Linked DNA regions of Homo sapiens: region 1 is linked to region 2. A link is a loop called in an ENCODE intact Hi-C map of the cell type or tissue named here. Cell type or tissue: IMR-90. All regions are shown on one strand. Links, peaks and the distances in the headings refer to the core of each region. The heading gives the core; the rest is flanking DNA.

Evidence for each region. Peaks named below come from ENCODE experiments on the same cell type or tissue, not always from the same donor. Only the 100,000 strongest peaks of a DNase experiment are listed, where the experiment ranks them.
Region 1: it touches region 2 in a loop (2.2-fold over the local background); 1 of 110 quality-filtered maps calls a loop at or near these places.

The regions. Positions count from the first base shown.
Region 1 is chr9:92,044,194-92,057,103 of GRCh38, reverse strand. It overlaps SPTLC1 (serine palmitoyltransferase long chain base subunit 1), which reads left to right. Exons shown (of 15, transcript NM_006415.4): 8 at 1,610-1,699; 9 at 7,037-7,144; 10 at 9,396-9,491; 11 at 9,836-9,932; 12 at 11,051-11,105. Among named protein-coding and RNA genes, the nearest start is that of SPTLC1, 65 kb to the left of the region's middle. RefSeq lists an enhancer at 775-1,395. In IMR-90, for the core only: no CTCF peak of the experiment used is centred there; a DNase peak (open chromatin) is centred at 7,633; H3K27ac peaks cover 1,312 bases.
Region 2 is chr9:92,095,753-92,108,662 of GRCh38, reverse strand. The region is part of intron 3 of SPTLC1 (serine palmitoyltransferase long chain base subunit 1); the gene reads left to right. It also overlaps the pseudogene LOC100420896. Among named protein-coding and RNA genes, the nearest start is that of SPTLC1, 13 kb to the left of the region's middle. RefSeq lists an enhancer at 4,899-5,399. In IMR-90, for the core only: no CTCF peak of the experiment used is centred there; a DNase peak (open chromatin) is centred at 7,962; H3K27ac peaks cover 690 bases.

The DNA of each region.
Region 1 (12,910 bases), core at 3,206-11,205, 52 kb after region 2:
TTTATATGTTTATACAAGAAAGACAAAAATTATCACCGTGTGGTATGATTAGCTGATTTATTTAATTGTTTTTTGTACTTTTCCATTTCCCAAGAATCCTACATTGAATATTTTTAAATCTAAGAAAATGTTTTTCCTTAAAGACAGGCAGAGGTAGCATGCCCTGTGTAGAAATTAGGGTGGCATCTCTTCATCCATCACTTCTAACATATTGCTAGCTCCCCAGCTTTCAGTTGTGAGTTGACAGAGTAAAGATGATTGAGCAACATCAGTGATATGTACTTTTTATTCCTCAACAAACTTTTTTTTTAGTGCTACTGCTGTGGGTTGTAAAATACCCCTTAAAGCATTGCTCTGATACTTTCTAATTCTGATCATTTCTAATTGTCCATTGGAGCAGAAACTTAGAGGCAAGAGATCTCTGAGTAAGAAGGTAATGGCAAACTCTATCTGTGGATCTCAGTATTTTTTGCAGTCCCACACACCTGAACCATGTACAGTTTCATACATGTGGGAGATTTATTAGTGACTTGCTCTGAGCAGAGTGTGTGAAGGTGTGTGTTTTTTGAAAAGATCTCTGCCGGGCGTGGTGGCTCAAAGCTGTAATCCCAGCAGTTTGAGAGGCCGAGGTCAGTAATCAAGAGGTCAGGAGTTCAAGACCAGCCTGGCCAACATGGTGAAACCCCATCTCTACTAAAAATACAAAAATCAGCTGAGCGTGGTGGCGGGTGCCTGTAATCCCAGCTACTCGGGAGGCTGAGGCAGAGAATTGCTTGAACCCTGGAGGCGGAGGTTGCAGCGAGCAGAGATGGCGCCACTGCACTCCCACCTGGGTGACAGTGAGACTCCATCTCAAAAAAAAGAAAAGGAGACCTCTCTACCCCACCACCTGGGAACATCATTGGACAAGCTCATAGTCAAATTTTACTTGATCCGATAATACATCAGTGGGGAGTGAGGAGGGAACAGGGTTGCCCCTTTTTTTGGGAGGTGAAGGAAAACGGTTTGAGTTTTTTAACTTTTTGTTATGGAAAAATGCCAACATATAAGAAGGAAACACAGTGGTATAGTGAAGCCCCCTGTACCCTTCTCCCAGCTTTGTTATCAGCATTACATCATTCTTGTGCCATCTGTTCCTCACCCCATCTTCATGATGATGACCTTCATTATAGTTGTTTTGGGTAAAATTGACAGACATTGAATCACATGAATGCAGCCATACAATTTTGACCAGTGATTATACCCATGTAACCCAGGAATGTCAGCCCCATTATGATGTAAAACATTCCCATTTCTTTAGAAAGTCCCTTAGGCCCCTTCCCAGTTGGAGGTTTGGAGGGTTTTGTTTGTGTTTTAATATTCTCAGAGGGCCTAATTAGTTTGTGTGTGTGGCGGGTCACCTAGCTAATGCTGTGAGCTGAAAAACGTCTGAGAGAAGATAGTACTGTTGTTCATCTCAAAATAACCCATCACAAACACTGAGCTTTCAATTCATTCAGAATATTTTTTTAGGAATAAATCTTGTAAGGTGAAAGTGCTGGGGAATATGTAACAGATCTTGTCTTCAGAGTTACTGAAATGTAAGATGTCTGCTTTTTCTCTTTTAAAGAATCCTCGCAAGGCTCGTGTAACTCGGCGTTTCATTGTAGTAGAAGGATTGTATATGAATACTGGAACTATTTGTCCTCTTCCAGAATTGGTAAGCAACCATGTTCAGCTGTAATTTTAATATTTGGACTATTTGACAGATGTGCCTTTTGTTTATGACCGCTTTTAGTGTATAACGTCTGCGTTGCTTTGCGCATTAGGCCTCATAAGCATATTTTGCTCAGATCAGGGAAGAAGAACAACACTGAATGCCAGTGCTGGCCTTCAAAGAGTAATCAAGACTGCTCTGTTGCCCAGGCTGGAGTGCAGTGGTGTGAACACAGCTCACTGCAGCCTTACCCTCCTGGGCTCAAGTGATCCTTCCACCTTAGCTTTCTGAGTTAGCTGGGACTACAGGCACATGCCACCACACCTGGCTGATTTTTCCCTTTTTTGTGGAGTAGGGGTCTCACTGCGTTACCCAGGCTGTTCTCAAACTCTTGGGCTCAAGCGATCCTCCTGCCTCAGCCTGCCAAAGTGCTGGTATTACAGGTATGAGCCACCACACCTGGCCAAAACTTAGCTTTAGCTTTTTTTTTCTCCCCCGCAAGACAGTCTTGCCCTGTCGTCAGGCTGGAGTGCAGTGGCGCCATCTTGGCTCACTGCAACCTCCTCCCCGAGGTTCAAGCAGTTCTCCTGCCTCAGCCTCCCGAGTAGCTGGAACTATAGGCGTGCGCAGACACCCCCAGCTAATTTTTGTATTTTTAGTAGAGACGGGGTTTCACCATGTCGGCTAGGATGGTCTCAATCTCTTGACCTCATGATCTGCCCGCCTGGGCCTCCCAAAATGCTGGGATTACAGGCATGAGCCACTGAGTCGGCCATACGTAGCTTTTAAGATCCAGCTTTATTTAGGTGAAATCAACGTATAAAATACACCTACTTTAAGGGTAAAGTTTGATAAGTTTTGACAGATGTATATACATCTGTATCACTGCAGCCATCCACCACCACAGTCAAGATACGGAATATTTTTATGTAAGACAATGTTTATCCAGAAAGAAAACTTTATCCAGAAAGCTTCCTGATGCCTCTTGGTAGTGAGTACCCATGTTGGCCCCAGACAGCCATTAATCTACTTTCTATTCCTGTAGATTAGTTTTACCTTTTGTAGAATTGCATATGAATGAAAGCATAGCTTGCTTTTTTGTTTTTTTGTGTTTTGTTTTTTGTTTGAGATGGAGTTTCACTTATGTTGCCCAGGCTGGAGTGCAATGGCACGATCTCGGCTCACCGCAACCTCTGGCTCCTGGGTTCAAGTGATTCTCCTGCCTCAGCCTCCCAGGTAGCTGGGATTACAAGCATGTGCCACCATGCCCGGCTAATTTTGTATTTTTAGTAGAGACAAGGTTTCTTCATGTTGGTCAGGCTGGTCTTGAACTCCCAACCTCAGGTGATCCACCCTCCTTGGCCTCCCAAAGTGCTGAGATTACAGGCGTGAGCCACCACGCATGGCCAAAACTTAGCTTTTTAATAGTGAAAGCAGCATAACTGTTTTTAGAAACCATGACCATTGAGATTTCCTTTATTGAGGTGAAATTCACATAACACAAAATTAACCAATTTAAATTGTACAGGACAGTGACATTTATTACATTTACCATGTGTGCAACCATCAACTTTAGGTCAAAAACCTTTTCATGACTCACGAAGAAGACCTCAAACCCATTAAACAGTCACTCCCCATTTTCTTCTCCCTCTAGCTCCCAGCAACTACCAATCTGCTTTCTGTCTCTATGGATTTACCTTTTCTGGTTATTTCCTATAAATGGCATCATATAATATATGACCTTTTCTTTCTGGCTTCATTCACTTGATGTTTTTAAAGTTCATTAACATTGTATACCATGTATCAGTATTTCATACCTTTTTAATGCTGAGTTATAGTCCATTGCATGGATAATACCACGTTTTGTTTTATATGTTCATCCACAGATGGATATTTGGGTTCTTTCTACCTTTTTGCTATTGCAAATAGTGCTGTTGTGAACATTTGTGTACAGGTATTTGTTTGAATTCCTGTTTTCAGTTCTTTTATGTATATATCTAGCAGGGTAATTGCTGGATTATATGGTAATTCTGTGTTTAACTTAATAAGGAACTGACATACTGTTTTCAACAGCGATTGCACCATTTTACATTCCTATCAGCTATATACCAGGGTTACAGTTTCTCTACATCTTTGTCAGCACTTATATTTTCCAGGGTTTTTTGTTGGTTTGTTTTAGCCACCCTAGTGAGCATGAGGTAGTATCTCACTGTGGTTTTGATCCTGTTTCCCCCAAATGGCTAATGATGCTGAGCCTCTTTTCTTGTTTTTTTTTTTGTTTGTTTGTTTGTTTGGCCATGCGTATACCTTTGGAGACATATCTATTCAGGTGCTTTGCCCATTTTTTAAATTGGGTTGTTTTTTTGTTTTTAAAAGAATTCCTTGTATATTCTGGATACTAGATGTTTATCAGATACATGATTTGCAAATATTTTCTCCTATTTTGTGGGGGTTTGTTTCATTTATTTGATACTGTCCTTTGACACACAGTTTTTAAAAATTTTGATGATGTCCAGTTTATGTGTTTTGTTGTTGCTTGTGCTTTTGTGTTTTATTTTAAAATCTTTGTTTAATCTGGCCGGGCACGGTGGCTCACGCCTGTAATCCCAGCACTTTGGGAGGCCGAGGCAGGTGAATCATTTGAGGTCAGGAGTTCGAGACCAGCCTGGCCAACATGGTAAAACCCCGTCTCTACTAAAAATACAAAAAAATTAGCCGGGTGTGGTGGTACACGCCTGTAATCCCAGCTACTCGGGAGGCTGAGGCAGGAGAATTGCTTGAACCTGGGATGTGGAGGTTGCAGTGAGCCGAGATCACGCCAGTGCACTCCAGCCTGGGCAACAGAGCGAGACTCTGTCTCAAAAAAAAAAAAATAATAATAATAATCTTTGTTTAATCCAAAATTATCAAGATTTATTGCTATGTTTCCCCCTAAGAGTTTATAGTTTTCAGTCTTACATTTAGGTCTGTAGTTCATTTGAGTTCATTTTTGCGTATGCGTTGATGAAGAGGTCCAATTTTATTCTTTCACAAGTGGTTATCCAGTTTTGCCTGCATCATTTGTTTAATGTTTCCCCATTGACTGGTCTTGGCACCCTTGTTGAAATTAATTGACCATAGATGTATGGGTTTATTTCTAGACTCTATTCTGTTTCATTCTTCTATATATCTGTCCTATGCCAGTACCACACTGTGTCAATTATTGTAGCTTTGTAGTGAGTTTTGAAATCAGGACATGTGAGTTCAACTTTGTTCTTTTTCAAAATTATTTTAGCTATTTGGGGTCTCTTGAAATTCCATTTGAATTTTAGGATTAGCTTTTCCATTTCTGTAAAAAGTATTGTTGGGATTTTGGTGGGGATTGCATTGAATATGTAGTCACATTGGGAAGTATTACCATCTTAATGATATTAAGTCTTCCAGTCCATGAACTTGGGATTTTTCCATCTATTTAGATATTTCCTTCAGCAATGTTTTGTGATTTTTAGTATATACGTCCTGCACCTCTTTGGTTAAATTTATCACTAAGTATTTGATTTTTTTATTCTACTATAAATGGAATTGTTTCCTTAATTTCCTTTTTAGATTGTTTACTGCTATTTATAGAAATACAACAGATATTTGTGTATTGCTTTTGCATAATGTAACTTCTGCTGAATTTATTAGCTCAAATAATACTTTTGTGGATCTTATTCTATGTATAAGATTACACCATCTGTGAATAGAGATAATTTTACTTGTTTCTTTTCAATTTGGATGCCCTTTATCTTTCTTGCCTGATTGCCCTGGCTAGGACCTCGACTACAGTGTTGACTACAGGTGGCGAAAATGAGCATCTTTGTCTTGTTCCTGATCTTATAAGGAAAGCTTTCAGTCTTCTACCATTGAGTATGATGGTAGCTGTGAGTTTTTTATAATAACCTTTTATCAGGTTGAGGAAGTTCCTTCCCATTTTTAATTTATTGAGTGTTTTATCATGAGAGGTTGTTGGATTTTGTCAAATTTTTTTTCTGCATTTATTGGGATGATCATGTGGGGTTTTTCCCCCTACATTCTTCTAATGTGTATGTAATACATATTTGATTTTTCCATGTTGAACCACCATTGCATTCGGCCATTGAGATTTTAATCTAGGAGTCTATTAATTGAATAAGGATTCAAAATAAGGGTTCCATATGTTGTTTTTAAATGTTTTCACTATTTCTGAGGAAATCTAAATATATTTTAAGTATCAATAGAAGAGATGTATTTGTTTTCTTCTTTTTGTTTTTGTAAGAGTGTCAATGGTTGATAGAATAATGGGAGGGAGGTAGTGAACCAGAAGATACTAGGACGTATATTATAGGGCTACAGTAATGAAGCAGTGCTAATGGACAGATACGAAACTAAAGATGAAGTGTAGGAACAGCTCAAGTGTAGATAAGCACTGAAGCTGGGCATGGTGGCTCACACCTTTAATCCCAACACTTTGGGTGGCGGAGGTAGGAGAATCACTTGAGCCCAGGAGGTCAAGGCTGCAGTGAGCCATGATCCTACCACTGCACTCTAGCCTGGGTGGCAGAGCAAGACTCTGTCTCAAAAAAAAAAAAAAAAAAATCAGTATTGTGCTGTCTTTTGTTAAGTGAATCATTTTAGACCATCTAAAGGACAATTGATTCTCATCATTCACCCTACTTATATTCTATAAAGTTGCCATGAACACTGGAATAAGAAATACTAAACTATTGCTGCTAGGGCAAATAATAGGGTTAGGTTCCTCTGAGCCTCTGGTTACAACATTTTCATCAACCAGTTGACACAAAACTTGCTTTATGTGTATTTTTGTTTAAAGGTGTCTTATTTAATGTCTGTTGATTCATTGCACTACCACTCATGCCTGAACAAAGCTTCTCTAACACACAAATTTTCTCCATAAGGGACATCACAGCACTAGGAGTAATAGACGGCACTTTAGCATGACACTTGGGGGCGACTCTAAATAGCAAAATCACCAACAAAAAGCACAGAAGTCCAAAAAAGTGGCAGTAAATAGGCCATGAAAAGGGTAGTTGTTCACAGGATCAGAGCTGAAACAGTCGCCTGTTCACCCTCACCTGGGAAAACACGTGTCAGGTAATTCAAATTCTTCACTGCTCTGCACATGCACATATCCGTGATGACAGGAAAAAAGTATTGATATGGAGGTTGCAAATAAGTTTTAATAAGTAGATGAATTTGCACATATAGAATTCACAAGTATTGAGAGTCAGCTGTACATACTTTTTAATCTTAATTTTTTTCTCCATAATATGTTCTATATGGTGCTAATCATTAGTATTTTAACGTTTATATAACACTTAGGTTAAGTTAAAATACAAATACAAAGCAAGAATCTTCCTGGAGGAAAGCCTTTCATTTGGAGTCCTAGGAGAGCATGGCCGAGGAGTCACTGAACACTATGGAATCAATGTAAGTTCCCCTTTTTTAAGAACGTTTCCCCTCTTATAGGAGACATGTAGTTCCATTCTGCTAGGCCTATATTTTTATAGGCACAAGACAGTGTTCCTTATCAGTTTGAAGGGTCACGAAACTTTGGTGTCTGTCACCTCAGTGAGCCCAGGATGAGTCTAGTCAGCCAGACCAGGGAACCCCATCTTCCTTCTGCACTTATAAACTCGGAGTGGGTAGTCATGGTTTGTGCTCTGTTTGCAAAGTTTCATTCGAATAGACTTTTAGTGTCTCTTCTCTAGAAATGGTTAAATTTTGCCTTCCAATTATTTCTTAAAATCATTAGGAATTTCCTGAGTGGTCTTTTCAGAAGTATTCATGACGGCAGAGAAAGGATACTGTTTCTGGTGTTTAAAAATCTGTATTCTATATAATGTGTTTGTGGGAGGTAGATACAGTTACGCGTGCGTGCGTGTGTGTGTGCATGTGTGTGTGTGTCAGAAACACCACTGGCATGCATTCAGCAAAACCTCTTAAAGTCCCAAACAGAATGAGGTGTCATGTTTCCTTTTCTGAGGGAAATGGACCCAGACTGCCCGCAGTGCCTAGTGGGTTTTGCTCCTGGAGCCTCAGGGCAGAGGAAGTCAGCCAGTCTTGAACAGCTGTCTTACCAACCACCATGGGAAGAGTTACAGAAAGCTTTTTCTCCAAAACATGCGCATAAGAGCTGTGCAACCTGTGTTACAGAGTTGAACTATAAAACGTAAAATTGCCTTACATTATCGACATCCCGCTAACCATATAGTCCCAGAGAAAAATGTAAAGCAGAGTGAATATCCCGGGAGGTTGGATGGAAGCACCTCCTCCAAGGCAGACTGACATTCAGCAGTTACATGCACCGAGGAGGTAAATGGAATAAATGGAAAGATAAATGGAAGTGTAATTCAAGCAGATTTAGCAGTACACTACAGCCTTTTTTAAGGCATGAAAATTTTTATGGAGGAAAAAACTTGAACTTCACTGTTGTAGTTTTGTGAATGCTTCCAGCAGTTGTCACTTTGGGAAATACTGTGAGGAAATACTCACAAGCGCCTGAGAGTAGAGAGCAGAATGTACGGGCTTTATTTGGATCCTGATTCAAACAAATGCTGTTAAAAGAAAATTTGGTGAGACAATCAGAGATATCTGAACACTGAATATTTGAATATATTTAACATCAAATTTAAACTTAACATTTAAAAATTGTTAATGTCTTAAGTATGATACTAGTTTTGTGATTATGTTTTGAGAGAGTTTTTATCTTTTAGAAATACACAGTGCAATGTTTATAGATGAAACCCCATGAAGTCTGGGACTCACTACAAAGAAATGATGAGGGTGGTAGGGGATATAGGTGAAGCAAGGTTGTCCTTGAGTTGATAATGTTTGAATCTGGGTGATGGGGATTCTTTGTTCTGTTCTACTTTGTTCAGGCTTGAAATTTTTCATAATGAAAGGTTTAAACATGCTTTTTAAAAAGGGCAGGAGTGCAGAGTTTCTCAAAACTCTGCTGGATCTATGAAACACTAAGGAAAACACTAGCTGTGTTCTGACAATCCATTAACATGGCCATCAGTAAGTAATGATTGAATGCCTACTGTGTGCCCAGAATGGAACTTGGTGCTGAGGGCTGGACCCAAAGATGAGGACCGAAGGAGTTCTGAGTGGTCAGAAAGATGTAGGACTCAAAGCCCATTAGGTCATTTTAGAGCACATTAGGTTCTTCTGCTGTCCAGTTGGTCAAAGATTCCATCGCCATGACGTTTGGATAAATTGACTTATGAAATGCTGAGAGGCAAACTGAATACAAGAATAAAGTGCTCAAAACTTCGATAGACTTTTTATTTATCTCAGTGCATCCCATGAGGAAGGCCAGCTAGACCACTGTTTTAGCGAGGAAATAGTCTTATTTTGTACCTGTGACTACTTTTAATATCGAACAGCTTTGGGTTTTATTTTCTTATAATTTATTTGTCTTTGCTGTGAGTTAATTTGTCATGTATAATGAAATGGTAAAAATGTATAAAATGAGACAGTTTCAGATGGGCCATGAGACTACAGTTCATTCAGCGATAGATGTTATATGGTTTATTTTTTATTTTCATGTAGATAGGTAGTTTGAATCCAGATATTAACAGACAGTTTAATGCTGTTAAATTTTGTCTCTAGGCTTGAAGTTGGCCTTTTTTTTCTTTAAACTGTGGAATAACTGTCACTCCTCCTTTTCCGGCAGATTGATGATATTGATCTTATCAGTGCCAACATGGAGAATGCACTTGCTTCTATTGGAGGTTTCTGCTGTGGCAGGTCTTTTGTAATTGACCATCAGGTGGGTTCTTTTTAAAAACAGGAGCTAAAACTGAAACTAATTTCTCCATTGGTCACCTCAAAATATAATTTTGAAATACGAAATTTTACTTAGTTTATCACACAATTTTTATTTAAATGTCAATTTTTAAAGAATCACTCAAAATATTTCTATTTAGAAATGATCTCACATTTAACAAAAAGTCTTGTTGCTGTTACACGTATAATGTTTATTTATGGCTGGATCTTACCCCCCTCACCACATGTACACACTGTTCAGTAGTTGTTCTAGAGAACTGGTGCCTTTCAAATGTTTACCTAGAAAGGACAGAGAATGTGTATATGTCTTCATTTGTTTCTTCTCAGCGACTTTCCGGCCAGGGATACTGCTTTTCAGCTTCGTTACCTCCCCTGTTAGCTGCTGCAGCAATTGAGGCCCTCAACATCATGGAAGAGAATCCAGGTATAACCCTTTAAAAACCCAAGGAATCAAAGAGATTTCAGGTTACGTTAGTTGTGTTACTGATTTACTTACTGGAGAAATTATTTGCCAGACAAAACTGGTTTGCAGTTACATTATATGGCATTCATAGGAAGAATGGCAGTGAAGAAGCTATTCCTGCCCCAAGGACTTGGGGTCAGAGCTTTTCTCCTGTGCTTGGGGCCAGAGCCAGAGCCAAAGCAAGGCTAGCTCAGATAGTGGGTGGAGATGCTGGGAGGACGAGGGGCTCTCAGCCAGTTCTGGGCCTAAACGTTCCATTGGTGTAAATAAGCCAGTCTTTATTTGGTTAATAGTTTTTTGAGAAATCAGCTGAAGCATGCTGCTTTTTTATCTGTGCAATTTTATAAATATTGTGAGTTTTCACCTTTAGCCTTTGAATCATCAGTTGGTACTGAGGCCAAGCCGGGTTTACCAGCAAAGAACTTACTCAGTGGGAAAAATAAAAAGTCTACTAAGAATTTAAAATGTGGCCTTTGGCTATGACAGTGCCACCTTTGCAAAGCTTAAAACGGAAAGGGAGCAGCAGGCCCTACCCGGTACAGTATTTCTGAATCTTCATCACTGATACTAATTCAGAGAACCAGAAAATGTGTGTCTCTGTGCTCATTCATATGCTTGCTTCTCAGATGGCCTGGCACGCCTACCTTCTGATCAGATACTTTAGTTTTGGGATTTTCCTTGAATAAAAAAGGAAAATATCAAGAAAAGATTGTAAAAATTACTTTACTATAGTTGATTTTTTACCAAATTGTTTAGGATAAAGAAATAAGCAATAAATTTGTACCCTTTGATTCTTAGCCAGATTAGGATCTTGATGAGAACAAGAGGCATTGATTGTTCTTGAAAGCATCATTCCAGGTTTGTTGAAAGTGGGATACTGAGGTGAGAAGGGGCCAGTTAGCACGCACCAGAGACAAAGCTTGGGCCTTCAGGGGAGTATGGGTTCTTGGCTCTGTTAGTATGTAGAAGGATTTGTAGCATTTTAAATTGATGAACTTGATCTGGGTCTTCAAAAATATTTTTAGGTTAGTACTATCATAAGTTTCAAATAGACTCTCAAACGTATTTTTTTCATCTAGGTATTTTTGCAGTGTTGAAGGAAAAGTGCGGACAAATTCATAAAGCTTTACAAGGGTGAGTTTTATATATTTTCAACCAACATAAAGTTTATCTGCACCACACTTAACAACTAATGGAAAGTTTTAAATTTCTAGGCTTGGGTCAGTTTGACCAGATTGCAGCTAAGAAACCAAAAACTTAGTTCACTCACATTGGTTTATTTGTGTAAAACCAGATCATCTGTTTTAAAGAATCGTGACTTTGTTTTTCTGAAAATGAAACAAACTCATTAATAAAATATTACAGCAGTACAGAAGATAGAAAGATGAAAATAACAACCCAACATCTTACCACCAGAAATAACCAGGGTAAACACTGAAGCATCTCTCCATGTCTGCACACACAGGGATGCCATTATATATTATGTAATTAGATGACTGGGTTCATACCATCTGTGTTACTTTTTAATAAATTACTAAGTTTTAACACAAGAAAAAGAAACAAGTGAAATTTTATCAGTGTTTTTTTTTTTTTTTTTTTTTTTTTTTTACTACACAAGAGTCACTTTTTTTTTTTTTATTATACTTTAAGTTTTAGGGTACATATGCACATTGTGAGGTTAGTTACATATGTATACATGTGCCATGCTGGTGTGCTGCACCCACTAACTTGTCATCTAGAAGAGTCACTCTTTAAGATTCCTCTGTAGTTAAAAAAAAAAAAAAATGGAGGTTGGTGATATCTCCAGGCACATTTCTGGTCTTATATAAAGTGATTTCACATTGCCCGAGGTCTTTCTTTTTGCCTTTCCTAAGGTTAAACATGCTTTCTTGGTCATGAAAGTCCTATCTGTGTTCCGGATATGGAAACTGGAGACTTAACTGAAAGAAAAGGACAATTGATAAATGAGTACATCACAGCTGTTCCAGATAAAGAAGGGGCAGAGACATTAAAGTTCTGGGTGTGTCTGTGTGATAGTAACAGCAGTTCTTGCATGATTTATGGTAGAGAGATATATTTGTATTGGTTCCAGTTCCATTGGTTTGTGAAATATTAATATGCCAACACAGCCTAGCATATTGGAGTCACTGGAAATGCATCAGTGCTAGCCTTACATGCCTTTCACTCTATGGTGTTAACCTGCCTTTTTCTAAGTCTAATCTCCACTTACCCCAGCTGTATCACACTTTTTCTTTCCAAAATTCCTAATCCTCTGTCTTCACTCCCCTCACTTTTAGCTAACAGCCTGGCCTTATGCTGTCACTTGGGACTCTGTCATATTTCCTGACAAATCTACACACCTGTGGGTATCTGAACCAGTCTTCCCTCCTGTAGACCAGTAAATGTTGCTCCAACTACCACAGGCCCTTTTTTTAAGGACTGAGTGCCTTTGCTTGTCCCTGCTACTTTGTCATCAGCCTGTCCCCTTTCTTGTGTTATTTGATTAGCAGTCATGTCCACTTTAAATTCCTCTTGCCTGTCACCTGACGTTTCCCTCTGCAACTCCCCATGTCTTTGCTCCTCTCAGTAGCTATCATCTCCACGTCTTCACTTACACTGGCAGCTCTGAGACCTGGCTTCTGCTACTGCCCTTCGCCTGGACTGTTTTTGTGGAGGTCTCCACTGACTGCTGAATCCAGTGGACCATCTTCAGAGCTCATCTTCTTGATGTCCCCATAGTTTTCAGCACAGGTGACCACTCTTTCCTTCTTTGGACTCTGCTACACTGCACGCCTGGATTTCCTTTTACATCTTTGAATGGCTCCATCTCGGTCTCCTCTGAAGGCTTTCTTTCAACACCTTGCTCTTCAAGGCTTTGTCTGTGCTTCTCTTTTCTTCTCATTACCTTCTTGAAGAATTGCCTTCTCCCACACCTGGAG
Region 2 (12,910 bases), core at 3,020-11,019:
GTAGTCCTTTTTTTATCTGAAACAAAACATTTTGAAGTTCCCAGGAGTAACAGCTTTAGCTCCTGATTTTAAAAAATTTATTCTAGGGATGATACAGGCATTTTTTAAAATCTCCAATTTAAGCATTAATGTTTGCCCTTTTTTCCAAGAATGCACACATGTTAATATTTCCAATGGTCGAACACTTAAAATGAAAAGCAACAGACTTCTGCTTTTTACCCATCTGGTTATTTTCTGATTTTAAATTTGTCGCACGTTACCCTCATAATTCTAGATACTGTATAGTATGCTTAACTACCATTTGTTGATTCATCAACTACAGACAACACCTGTTGATCCCCACAATATGAATTATGGAGCTTCCGCTCACTTATGCCTCTTTCCTCCTTGCTTCCAGTGTCTCATCTATTTTTTACTTTTCATTCTCTTGGCTATCTTTGCTATATTGTATGTATTTTCATTAATTAAGAAATACAGTAAGAATATAGAAAGTTATCAGATATAGATATAGATATCAGACACCTATATACCTACCACCCAGAATTAATTGGTGTTAACATTTTGCTATTTTTAATTCAAACTTACTTTTACAGGTAAATACAATATTACAAATGCATCTTAAGAAATTCCTTCACATCCATCACTTACTCTTGCCTCTCATACGGATAACTACTGTCTTGAAGTTGGTGATTGTGTTTTCTTTGCCTATATTTATAATTTTACCATATATGCCTGTTGCCATAAAAATACTTGGTTTATTTTAAAATGTGATACAAGATATTTTCCTGAGTAGTATTGTTCTGATTCTGATCTGATCAAACAGGAGCTTCTATTCTTTACTTCTGTAGATCTCTTCAGTCTTATAAAACTTTTATATATTCTGAAATCAAACCTACCAATCTTTTTTTTTTGAGACAGAGTCTCGCTCTGTCGCCCAGTCTGGAGTGTAGTGGCGCAATCTCGGCTCACTGCAAGCTTCGCCTCCCGGGTTCACGCCATTATCCTGCCTCAGCCTCCCGAGGAGCTGGGACTACAGGCGCATGCTGCCATGCCCGGCTAATTTTTTGTATTTTTAGTAGAGATGGAGTTTCACTGTGTTAGCCAGGATGGTCTCGATTTCCTGACTTTGTGATCCGCCGGCCTCGGCCTCCCAAAGTGCTGGGATTACAGGCGTGAGCCGCCGCACCTGGCCCAAATTTACCAATCTTTTATAGTTTGGTCTTTTGAAGTCTTAGGGAATCGTTTCCTACCCTAAAGATCTAATTTGATTGTTTTCCATATGATGGTCAGTTGTCTCAGCATTATTAGTTGAATAATCCAGTATTTACCTACTGCTTGGAAATTTCCCTTCTTTGGTAAGCCAGATTCCCTTCTAAAGGGTCTATTTCTGGCTTTTATTTTTATTCATTGGATATATTCGTATCTCCTTATACCAGAGACTCATTCATGTATACCACAGCTTTATAATAAACGTTGATTAGAATGTTTTTCTATCTCCGTGTTCTTCAAAATTGTCTAGACTATTCTTGACCCTTCTTCACTGTGAGTTTAGGTTTAGGTGATCATATTTAACCAAAAAAATGCATTTGGGTTTTTTATTAGAAGTGTGTTGAATTTATGGATTAATTTAGGAGGCTTGGTATCTTGCTGATACTTAATCTCACTACCCATTTACATGGTATATATTGCTTGCATACTTGGGTCTTTTGTTTTCTATAGTAAAGTTGCTGGAAGAGGAGGAGGGGAGGAAAGAGGAGGAGAGGAATGCACACATATGGGTGTAGGAGGCTCCCTTCTGAAGGGAGGCTGGAAGGAGAAAGATGTGGGGCTAGGATGTGTGGGGCATGGGTCAGAGGTCAGAGGCACTGAAACTGCAGCTGAATGAGAGCAGCCTCCTTTCTCATTAGGTGGAACCCCCAAAATGGGGGCAAGGTCAGTGGGAAGAGCCAGGGAAGAGTTAGGAATTATGGATATCAAATTTTACTCAATTCTTGGTGTGAGAGAAGGTGGAGGGACAGGCAAAATGAGGGGCCCAACAGCACGTGGGCCGAGTCAGAGTAAGACGAGGAGCTGGGATCCGTGAAGTGTAGGTGGCCAGGGGCAGGGAGTCTCAGCAGGTGTGGAGACAGCAGGGGCAGGCTGGGTGCCACTGCAGTTTGCCATGTCTTACTTTTTTTTTTTTTTTTTTTTGAGACGGAGTCTTGCTTTGTCACCAGGCTGGAGTGCAGTGGTGCGATCTCGGCTCACTGCAACCTCCACTTCCTGGGTTCAAGCCATTCTCCTGCCTCAGCCTCTCGAGTAGCTGAGACTACAGGCACAAGCCACCATGCCTGCCTAATTTTTGTATTTTCAGTAGAGACGGAGTTTCACCATGTTGGCCAGAATGATCTCAATCTCCTTTTTTTTAATTAAAAAGTAAACTTTAATGTCGAAAATGCAGACTTGGGGAGGGCAGAAAGATCACACACAAGGCTGTCACTTCACACTTGGAAGGTTGCACAGCAGCGGGCAGAGACGCTCCTCACTTCCCAGATGGTGAGGGGGCCGGGCAGAGGCGCTCCTCACTTCCCAGACGGTGCAGGGGCTGGGCAGAGGCGCTCCTCCCTTACAAACGGTGAGGGGGCCGGGCAGAGGTGCTCCTCACTTGCCAGACAGGGTGGCGGCTGGGCAGAAGTGCTCCTCACTTCCCAGATGGGACGGCGGCCAGGCAGAGGTGCTTCTCATTTCCCAGATGGTGAGGAGGCCGGGCAGAGGCACTCCTCACTTCGCAGACAGGACGGCGGCAAGGCAGAGGCGCTCCTCATTTCCCAGACGGTGAGGAGGCCGGGCAGAGGCACTCCTCACTTCGCAGACAGGACGGCGGCAAGGCAGAGGCGCTCCTTACTTCCCAGACAGGGCGGCGGCTGGGCAGAGGCACTCCTCACTTCCCGGGCTGTGAGGCGGCCAGGCAGAGGCACTCGTCACTTCCCAGAGAGGGTGGGGGCCTGGCAGAGGCGCTCCTCACTGCCCAGACGGTGCGGTGGCCAGGCAGAGGCGCTCCTCACTTCCCAGATGGTGGGGCGGCTGGGCAGAGGCGCTCCTCACTTCCCAGATGGTGGAGCAGCCGGGCAGAGGCGCTCCTCACTTCCCAGATGGTACAGGCAGAGATGCTCCTCAGGTCTCAATCTCTTGACCTCCTGATCCACCCGCCTGGGCCTCCCAAAGTGCTGGATTACAGGCGTGGGCCACCACGCCTGCCCTGCTGTCTCTTCTTTCTCCTCCTAAGCAGCTCTCTTAGTCTCCTGAATTTTGATGTTCTACTTAACAACCTCATGTTCTTACGCATGTTGCCCTGCTGGAGGCGTCCTTCTCTTTGGGAAGCCTGACCCACCAACAGTGCCTCAGGAGATAGACATGGAAGCTTAGCCGGTGGGGGCCCCTCATCTCTCTCCCACCTCAGTTGCAGGGGAGGGGTCGGTTGCAGCTGCAGCGGTGGCCCCGACAGTTTTCTTTTGCGGGACCTGTGGCCGGCAGCTCTGGGTGGAGAAGACCTACTTGATCCAAGAGCTGCAGGATCCTTGGGCTGCATGTCCTCCCCCACCATCAGCAAGCCTGGAGAGCTGGGCAGGTGGTCTTTACCCAGCACCTTCAAGGCCGCCTTCTCTGGCCACAGGGAGCAGCCCGGAACTGGGGCAGGGAGCACTGTTGGAAGTGGGTCAGGCTTCCCAAAGGGAAGGATGCCTCCAACAGGGCTGTGTGAACTGGCGACTCCATGGCCCTTGGAGTAGAAACTCACTGCATGCACCTGGGCCTTGTCAGTCTGGTTGTTTTCTGTCAAGCTCTTGAGGTGGACATTTCCCTCCAAGGGCCTGGGATTGTACCAGGAGGAAGTGAGGTTTCCCTGAGTCTCCAGGGGCCTAGAGGTGGAAGCTGCTTCCCCATTGCTACAGGGGCCCCTTTTATTGTCCTCCTGCCCCTGGGTCTCTACCTGGTCTTTCACCTCCGTTGCTTCTTTGGGCTCTTCTGCCCTCACCTCCATCTTCGGGAGCCTGGCTGGGATCACCTGCTCATCTAATGAAGGAAGTTGAAGGTTAAACTTGCCTCTGAGACAAGAGATCCTCACGGGGCTGAGGTGTCCAAACATCCTGGAGTTGCGAGCAGACAGCACGGGTTTCTTCCTTGAGGGGGGGGCTCCAGACCACAGGAGGCAGGACCCTCTGTGGGGTGCCCGTGTTCCGAGGGATAAGACACAGCCTCACAGGGGCGCCATCCCACCTGACTGGAAAAGAAGGCCCAAGATGTCGCTGACGGTTGAAGAGGAGTGGGAAACGGCCCCAGATTCCCGGGGCAGGCACAGGTGCAGGAGCCGCGGGGTGAGCCCGGCCAGCTGGGAAGGCCTCACGGACAAGACGAGCAGGTTGCCGGTGGCGTGGCCAGGACCTGCGGTGGAACCAGGAACAAAATATGCTTAGTGAGTTGCCCATTTTGAGCGAGTTGTGCACAGACGAAACTAAGGGTCAGAAGCGGAGAGGATACTCCGAAGTCACCCACTTCTCTGTGGCCGGGTGCACACTGGGCATCTGGGAGTTTATGACATCACTATGGGGCTGGTGACAGAGCCAGGGTGTGAAGGAGTGCTTAGGAGCCCAGCGAGGGTGCCTACAAGAGGAGTCAAAGGGCAAAGGGTGAGACCCTTCCACCAGTCCCCCTGGACTCTAGCCTCAGGGACGTCCTGCTCCTGGGGGCAGGTGTGTGGCCCTGGATGGGCCCCCCTGTGGGGCTGTTGGGGGTGCGGGGCTGATCCGCCAGAGCCATGGCGCCTGGCCCAGGTGCTGGCTGGCACCCAGTGGCCCTGTCTTGGACGGCCCTGTCCCCCGGGTTACAGGGCCAGAACCTGGAAGCAGAGCACAGGACCAGCCAGATCCTGCCAGGCTCCCCCGGGGCCTTTCCAGTGCCTCTGTGCCGCCTGGAGCAAGGCCCGCCTTCTCCATGGCTGCCGTGGCCTCAAGGGCCACCAGCCTTGCTTCGCAGGTTTCCAAAGAGAGGACGCGGTGCCCTGACCTGACTGGATGCGCCTCTTACCACATGCCTCCCTGGCAGGCAGGGTCTCCGCTTTTTACAAATTTGCCTGAGACCATTCCTCAGGTCATTCAGGTGGTCATGGCCCAGCCAGGCTTTGAACCTGGGCTGTGCGATTCCACAGCTGGCGTTCTGGCCTGTGTGCCTCATGATCATGGATACAGCATCTATTCTTATTTTTTCCTGTAGTTCTGGGGTACTTAGCACCGTGGCATATCTGTAATAAGCACGTGCACACCTCGAAGGAGGTCTTCACTTCAGCATAGAAGTTGACCATGGCATGCTCTGGGCTCCAGTCTTCTACAAAGATGTAGGGCAGGAACTACCAGTTGTCAGCACAGCACCATCCCACATTGCTCTTCTAATGGAGCCTTTCACCCCAGATGTTCTTTCTCGTCTGATGGGAAGGATCCACGTATGTAAAGATTATGTTCTAGATCAGCTTTGGTCTGTCCTAAAAGAAATTTGCCAGTGGATTATTCCATATGGATAAAAGTCAGTTTCTCTGGTCTTCCTGGAATGTGTCTAGAAAGCAAATACATTATTTACGAGTTCATAGTAGATCAATATATTGGATTAAAATATGACAAACATAATTTGGTCATTGTGAGCATGCCAGCTCGGTCAACTATTCACCACACATGATGCCCTAAATATAACTCTAGGTTTTCTTATGCCCAAGAGAGGGACATACTCTTGGGTGTCTGGACTAGGGAAACATGTATGAAAAACCATTTGGCCACTCTACATCTTGTTATTGGAGAATCAAAACTATCTATATTCAAAGATATTATTAAAAGGTAAGAAGTTAACTTCTGTCATTTTGTTAATTGTTTTCTGGTTGTTTTGTAGATCTTTTGTTTCTTTTTTTATTGTTTGCTTTATGGTTTGGTGAGTTTCTGTACTGATAAGCTTTGATTCCTTTATTTCATTGACATATCTGGTGTAATTTTTTTCTCTGGTTACTCTGGAGCTTACATTTAAAAATGTATAGTTATGATAGACTATTTAAAGCTGATAAAAATTTTGATCACACACGAACCTGCTATACTACCCCCACATCCCTTGTCAGTGCACAAAATTTGTACTTTTTTGCCTTAATTTATATTGTTCTGTATTGGGTGTTTATTAATAACTCATTGTAGATATAAATATTTTTGACTATTTTGATGTTCAGCTTTCTCAAGGGTGATTTGAAAGATTCTAAAGCATTAATTTCAGTAATGTAGAATTCTCAGTTTGAATATGAATTTACTTTTAACAGTTAGGTGGATAGTGTCCTGTTTTTGCATTAGTATTCTTTCACTTGCGATTGAAGCACTTGTTAAGCATTTCTTGTCAGGCTGGTCTTATGGTGATGAATTCCATAAGCATTTGCTTGTCTGGGAAAGACTTTATTTCTTTAATTTCTGATGGGTAGCTGTGCTCAGTACAGTACTCTTTGCTGACTGATTTCTCATTAGCACTTTGAATATATCATCCTCATCTTTCCTAGCCTTCAAGGTTTCTGCTGTGAAAACTGATAGTCTAATGGAGACTTGCTTATTTGTGATCTGATGCTTCTTTCTTGCTAATTTTAGAAGTTTTTCTTTGTGTTTGACTTTTGACAAATTGATTATAATGTGCCTTAGAAAAGGCCTTTTTGGGTTGAATATGTCCCTTTAAGCTTCACGGAACTGGATGTCCGTATCTCTCCCAAGAATTGGGAGATTTTCAGCTATTGTTTTGTTAAATAAGTTTTCTGTGTCTTTGTCTCTTTTCTCTGTTTCTCTTCTATATTTTCAAAATCTGTTATCTTAGTATCATGGCACAAGTCTCATAGACTTTCTTTGATTCTTTTTACTCTTTTTTTCTCCTTTTTTCCCTCAGTCTGGGTTATTTCAGAAGTCCTGTCTGCAAGTTCAGAAATTCTTTTGTTTGATCTAGTGTGCCATTGAAGCTGTCAGTGGTACTTTTTAATTTAATTCATTCAATTCTTCATTCCTAAGGTTTCTGTTGGTTTGTTTTCTTTTTTCTTTTCTCTTTTTTTTTTTTTTTTTTTTTGAGACGGAGTCTTGCTCTGTCGCCCAGGCTGGAGTGCAGTGGCACGATCTCGGCTCACTGCAAGCTCCGCCTCCCAGGTTCACGCCATTCTCCTGCCTCAGCCTCCGGAGTAGCTGGGACTACAGGCACCCGCCACCACGCCCGGCTAATTGTTTGTATTTTTAGTAGAGACAGGGTTTCATCCTGTTAGCCAGGATGGTCTAGATCTCCTGACCTCGTGATCCGCCCACCTCGGCCTTCCAAAGTGCTGGGATTACAGGTGTGAGCCACCACGCCTGGCCTGTTTGTTTTCTTTAATGGTATCTATGTCTTTGTTGAATTTCTCATTCAGGCTATGGCTTGTTTTTTTTTATTATTCGATTAAGTTTTCTCTCTGTATTCTTTTGTATCTCATTGAATTTTCTTAAGATCAATATTTCAAATTCCTTTTAAGGCAATTTGAAAATTTCCATTTATTTAGGGTAACTTTGTGAAGAATTATTGTGCAACTTTGGTGGTGTCAAGTTTCATTGCATTTTCATGCTTTTTATCTCCTATGTTTATATTTATGAGACTGTTGACACGGTCACCTGTTCTAATTGTATAGAGTGGCTTATGTAGAGAAAGATTTTCACCTGGAGATGTGTCTTAGGGTGTCAGTTGGATGGGCTGCATCTGCTTTAGTTCTAGGAGGACACAGTAGTGTAATATCTGTGCTTTTCTCTTGCCTGTTTTTTTTTTTTTTCTTTTGCTAGTATCCATTTTGGTGATACCTGTGAGTGTCTTGGTGACCTAGGCTGTAGGAGCATGTGCAGTTTGTTTTTCTGCTCAGGACTGGGGGCTGGGGGAGAAGGCGGCGGTGTCAGGAAGCTGCATGCCTATCTAGTGACTGTGTTACTGAGTCACAGGGGTTGGTACACCAGTTTGAGATGGGACTCCCCTGGAAACACTCGCCTAGCTGTGGATTACTGGGGCTGGTCTGCAGGTTTGAGATGGGGATCACCTAGAAACACCAGGGCCAGTTGGTGAGCGCACTGATGGCACAATAAATCAGTAATCGGTCCACAGTTAGAGTGTTGCAGTCACTAGGATGTGGAAGGCAAACCTCTTTGAGAGTTTGTTTCTAGGATATAGACAGCAGTAGCTGCTTTCCTGGAGAAGGCTGTTGTAATGACAGGGTAGCCCCTGGGATGGAAGGAGGCAGTGACCACTAGTTCATGGAACAGAATATACTCAGCTATGGCTTGGCTTTCTAGATGGTGCTATATGTGGGCTCCTTCTCTGGGGCAGTATAGCCCTGTGGGCATCAAGCAGCTTCCTAAACTAGGCTGCTAGAGATGGGGTTTCACCATGTTGGTCAGGCTGGTCTCAAACTCCTGACCTCTGGTGATCTGCCCGCCTCGGCCTCCCAAAGTGCTGGGATCACAGGCGTGAGCCCCCATACCTGACCTACCTTTTTTTTTTTTTTGTTAAGAAACTTGCTTATGTTGTTCTTTATTTTCTTCTTGACTTTTTTTTCCCCAGGTTTCCTTACAGTCATGCGTCACTTAATGACGTAGATACGTTCTGAGAAATGTGTTAGGCAATTCCATTGTCATGCAAACATCATAGAGTGGACTTACACAGACCTAGATGTGTAGTGTGTACCTATAACCTGGTACGCACCTAGACTATATGGTATAGCCTATTGCTCCTAGGTCACAAACTATACAGCATGTTACTCTACTGAATACTCTAGGCAGTTGTAGTAAAATGGTATTTGTGTATCTAAATATATTTAAGTATAGAGAAGGTACAATAGGGCCAGGCATGATGGCTCATGCCTGCAATCTCAGCACTTTGGGAGGCTGAGGTGGGCAGGTCACTTGAGCCCAGGAATTTGAGACCAGCCTGGGCAACATGACAAAACCCCTTCTCTACCAAAGAATCCAAAAAATTAGGTGGGTGTGGTAATATAGGCCTATAGTCCCAGCTACTTGGGAGGATGAGGTGGGAAGATGGCTTGAGCCTGGGAGGTGGAGGTTGCAGTGAAACAAGATTGTGCCACTGTGCTCCATCCTGGGCAACAGAGCCAGACCCTGTCTTAAAAAAAAAAAAAAAAAGTACAGTAAAAATACAGTATTTTACTCTTATAGGACCACTGTTGTATATGTGGTCCATTTTGTCAATTGAGATGTTAAATGGCACGCGACTGTATATCCATTAATTGTAGGCGATTTGAGACTGGCTCTCTGAAAACACATCTACACTCACTGTGCCCAGGCCTGGAATAGCTCCTGTCATGCCTTTGTGTGGATTAGGGGAAGGTACTCTTCCTCCAGCAAGTGCAGCAGCCTGGTGCAGACCTTGGGCTGTGGTGCCGATCCCTGGGTGCCCCTAACAGGACCCCAGCTCATGCAGCAACCTTGCTCTGCCCTTTCTTCTGGCAGAGTTCAGATATAGGATAATGTGTCCTTAGATAATTTAGTGGTTATATTTTTATGACTTCATTAGTATTATTCATTAGTTGGGCCAATGTTATGAGGCTATATTTTCTTTATTGGATACTTTTGTTTTCCCCAGAGTTAATCATTTTTGTTTGGTTACTTGATTGGTTCTACAGTGGTCTTTATGTTGTTTGCCTCTAGGAGCATAAAACTCCATTCAGAATGTTCACACGTTAGTTATCTATTAGATTCACTTTCTTTGTTCTTTCTCCTGCTCCACTCCTGACTGGTTGTTATATGCAGCTGCTACACAGGGTGGCCCTGGAGTGTCCCATCACCATTAGCTTGAGAATTTCCTTTCTCTGTTCTGCATTGGCTATTTCCTGTCTCTTGGTTTACAGTAGATTATAGATAGATTTCAGAGAAGGGTCATGGAAGGTGAATTTTTTTTTTTGAAACCTACACATCTTAAAATTTTTTATTTTTACCCTTTTGCACTGTACTGATTGTTTTATCAGTTTTATTGATCTGTTAGACACTTCCTCAATATCTGGTGATTGTTAACATCCCTTCTTTTTTTTCAATATGCACAATATTTTTATTGTCATCAAGAACATTATGTAAATTGTTTGCAGAAACTACAAGAAAATTGAAGGTTGTTTTGTTGATAGTGAAAGGCAATGGAAGGGCACTGTGGATCAATAAGGCTGAGGGGCGAGACAAAGAGGGCAAAAATCTTTACTGAGCTCTCGGGCGAGGTTCACTGGTCCGCAGGGGGAGGGCCAGGGAAGTCGCGCTGTGCCAAAGGTGCAGAGCGCTTTTATGGATGCTGGGTGAGGAGTGGGCGGGGTAGGGGCGGGATAGGTTGAGTTTCGTGCTTCTGAGTGTGACACGCCCTAGTGGGCATGCGCGTTGGTCCGGGTGGCGGGAACAGGAAAGGTGAACCCGGAAATGCTGAGTCAGGGTACCCGATGTGGCTGTCAGGATGGCGGGAATAAGCGAAAATGCCAAGTCAGGGTAGCCAAGATGGCTGCCGAGATGGCGGGAACCGGTGAATCCGGGAATGCTGAGTCAGGGTAGCCAAGATGGTTACCGATCGCCATCTTGGAGTCTTCACCGGAGTCCAATCAGATTACATTCAGTGTTACTTTTCTTCAATTTATGCAATACCTATTTACATTCAATACTGAGTTGACACAAGAGTAAGCGAATTAACTTAGATTTTTTTCCTTTAGACAGAAGCCTTATTGATATATAATCTATTTACCATAAAATTTACCATTTTGAAGTGTAAGGTTTTTTTCCTTTAAACAGCAGCTGTATTGATACGTAATCTATATACCATAAAATCTGTCATTTTGAAGTGTATAATTAAGTGGTTTTTAGCATATTCCCAGAGTTATACAACTATCACCACCATCTAATTCCAAAATATTTTTATCACCCCAAAAGAAATCCCAAAGCCATTAGCAGTTACTTCCCACTCCTTCCTCTGCCCAGGCCTTAGCAACCATTTATCTACTTTATGGACTTGCCTATTCTGGACATTTCACATTAAAAGGAATAAACAATACTTAGCCTTTGTTTCTGGGTTCTTTCACTTAACATAATGTTTTCAGGACTCATCCACATTGTAGCATGTATCCGTACTTCATTTTATCACCAAATAATATTTCAGTGTATGGATACACACATTTTGTTTATACATTAATCAGTTGATGCACAATTGGGTTTTTTCCCTCGTAAGAGTATATGAAAAAATAAAAAATAATAAAACTGCTATGAAATAATGTGTACACATTTTTGCATGGGCATAATGTTTTAATTTTTCTTGGATATATACCTAGGAGTAGGATTGCTGTGTCATGTGATAACTCTGTGTTTAACATTTTGAGGAACCCCCAAACTGTTTTCCAAAGTGGTTGCATCATTTTATATTCCCACTAGCTACATATGAGGTTTACAATTTCTTCACATCCTTAGCAATGCTTATTATTTTCTATTTTATTGTAGCCATCCTAGTAGGTGGGAAGTGGGATCTTATGGTTTTAATTTGCATTTCCCAGATAACTAATGATGTTGAGCACCTTTTCATCGGCTTATTGGCCATTTGTATATTTTCTTTGGAGAAATGTCTACTTTAATCACTTAGCTGTTTTCAATTGGGGGTTCTTTCTATCATTAAAACTGTAAAAGTTCTTTATATATTTTGAATCCTAGTCCCTTGTCAGATATATGATTTGCAGATTTTTTTTTTCATTCTGTGGGATTTTATTTTACTTCTTTGATAGTGATCTTTGAAATTCAAAAGTTTATTTTAATGATGTCTGACTTCCCTGTTTTTCCTTTTGTTGCTTGTACTTTTTTGTCATCTGTAAAAACTTTGGCTTAATCTAAGGTTATGAAGATTTACTCTTTCCTGTCTTCTAACAGTTTATAGTTTTTGCCCTTACATTTAGTGTGTAATTCAAGTTAATTTTTGTATATGGTGTGAGGTAGAGGCCTATCTTTATCTTTTTCCAGGTGGATGTCAAGTTGTCCTAGCACCGTTTGTTGAAAAGACTATTTCCCTTCTGAGTTGTCTTGTTGAAAATCAGTTGACCATAAATGTAAGGATGGTCTATTTTCAAGAATGACACATGAAAATGGTCATTGAGAGCCCTGTTAAAATGGGCTTGGCTTTTTCTTCAGTTTTACTGAGGTATAATTGCTAAATAAAAATTGTATATATTCAAGATGTATAATAAGATGATTTTATATTTATATATATATACACACACACACATTGTGAAATAATGACCACAATCAAATTAACATATCCATCACCACATTTAGTTACCATTTGTGTTTTAGAGGGGTGAGGATGGGGTGGGCTTTTTGACTGAGGGGCTTGCACTAGGATAATCAGACAGGGACCTGTTCGTTTATTTGAGGGGACCCCCAAACTTAGTATTTATAGTTTTTATTCTCTTGGCTTTGTGTTTCCCAGGAGAGGAGTCCTCTAGTCTATTACTTTGCAGGTAAAAAGCTGCTTTCCACCATTTGGGAGCTGAGTTGAAGGCAAGAGGCCCAGGGTCTTACCATTCATTATGTAACTCACACCTAATTTTTGTCTTCAGAACGGCACCCCTGCCTTCACTCATTCTTAGGACTTCCAGTTTATACACAGCCTCTCCAGAGAGCACTTCTTCAGGGTGGAGGAGGGGAGTGACTGCCTGTTGTCTAGGCACCCAGCCAGTCCTCCTGTTGTCGGCCTTTCCCGTTTTCCAGTGTTTAATGGAAGCTGGTGCCCCAGTTTGGGAGCATGTTTCAGGCGTTGCTGCTTGGCTTTTCACTGCTGGCCTAGGCTTGCCTTTCTCTTTGATCTCTTTGACTTATCAAATACAACTTATCCATTTGCTTTC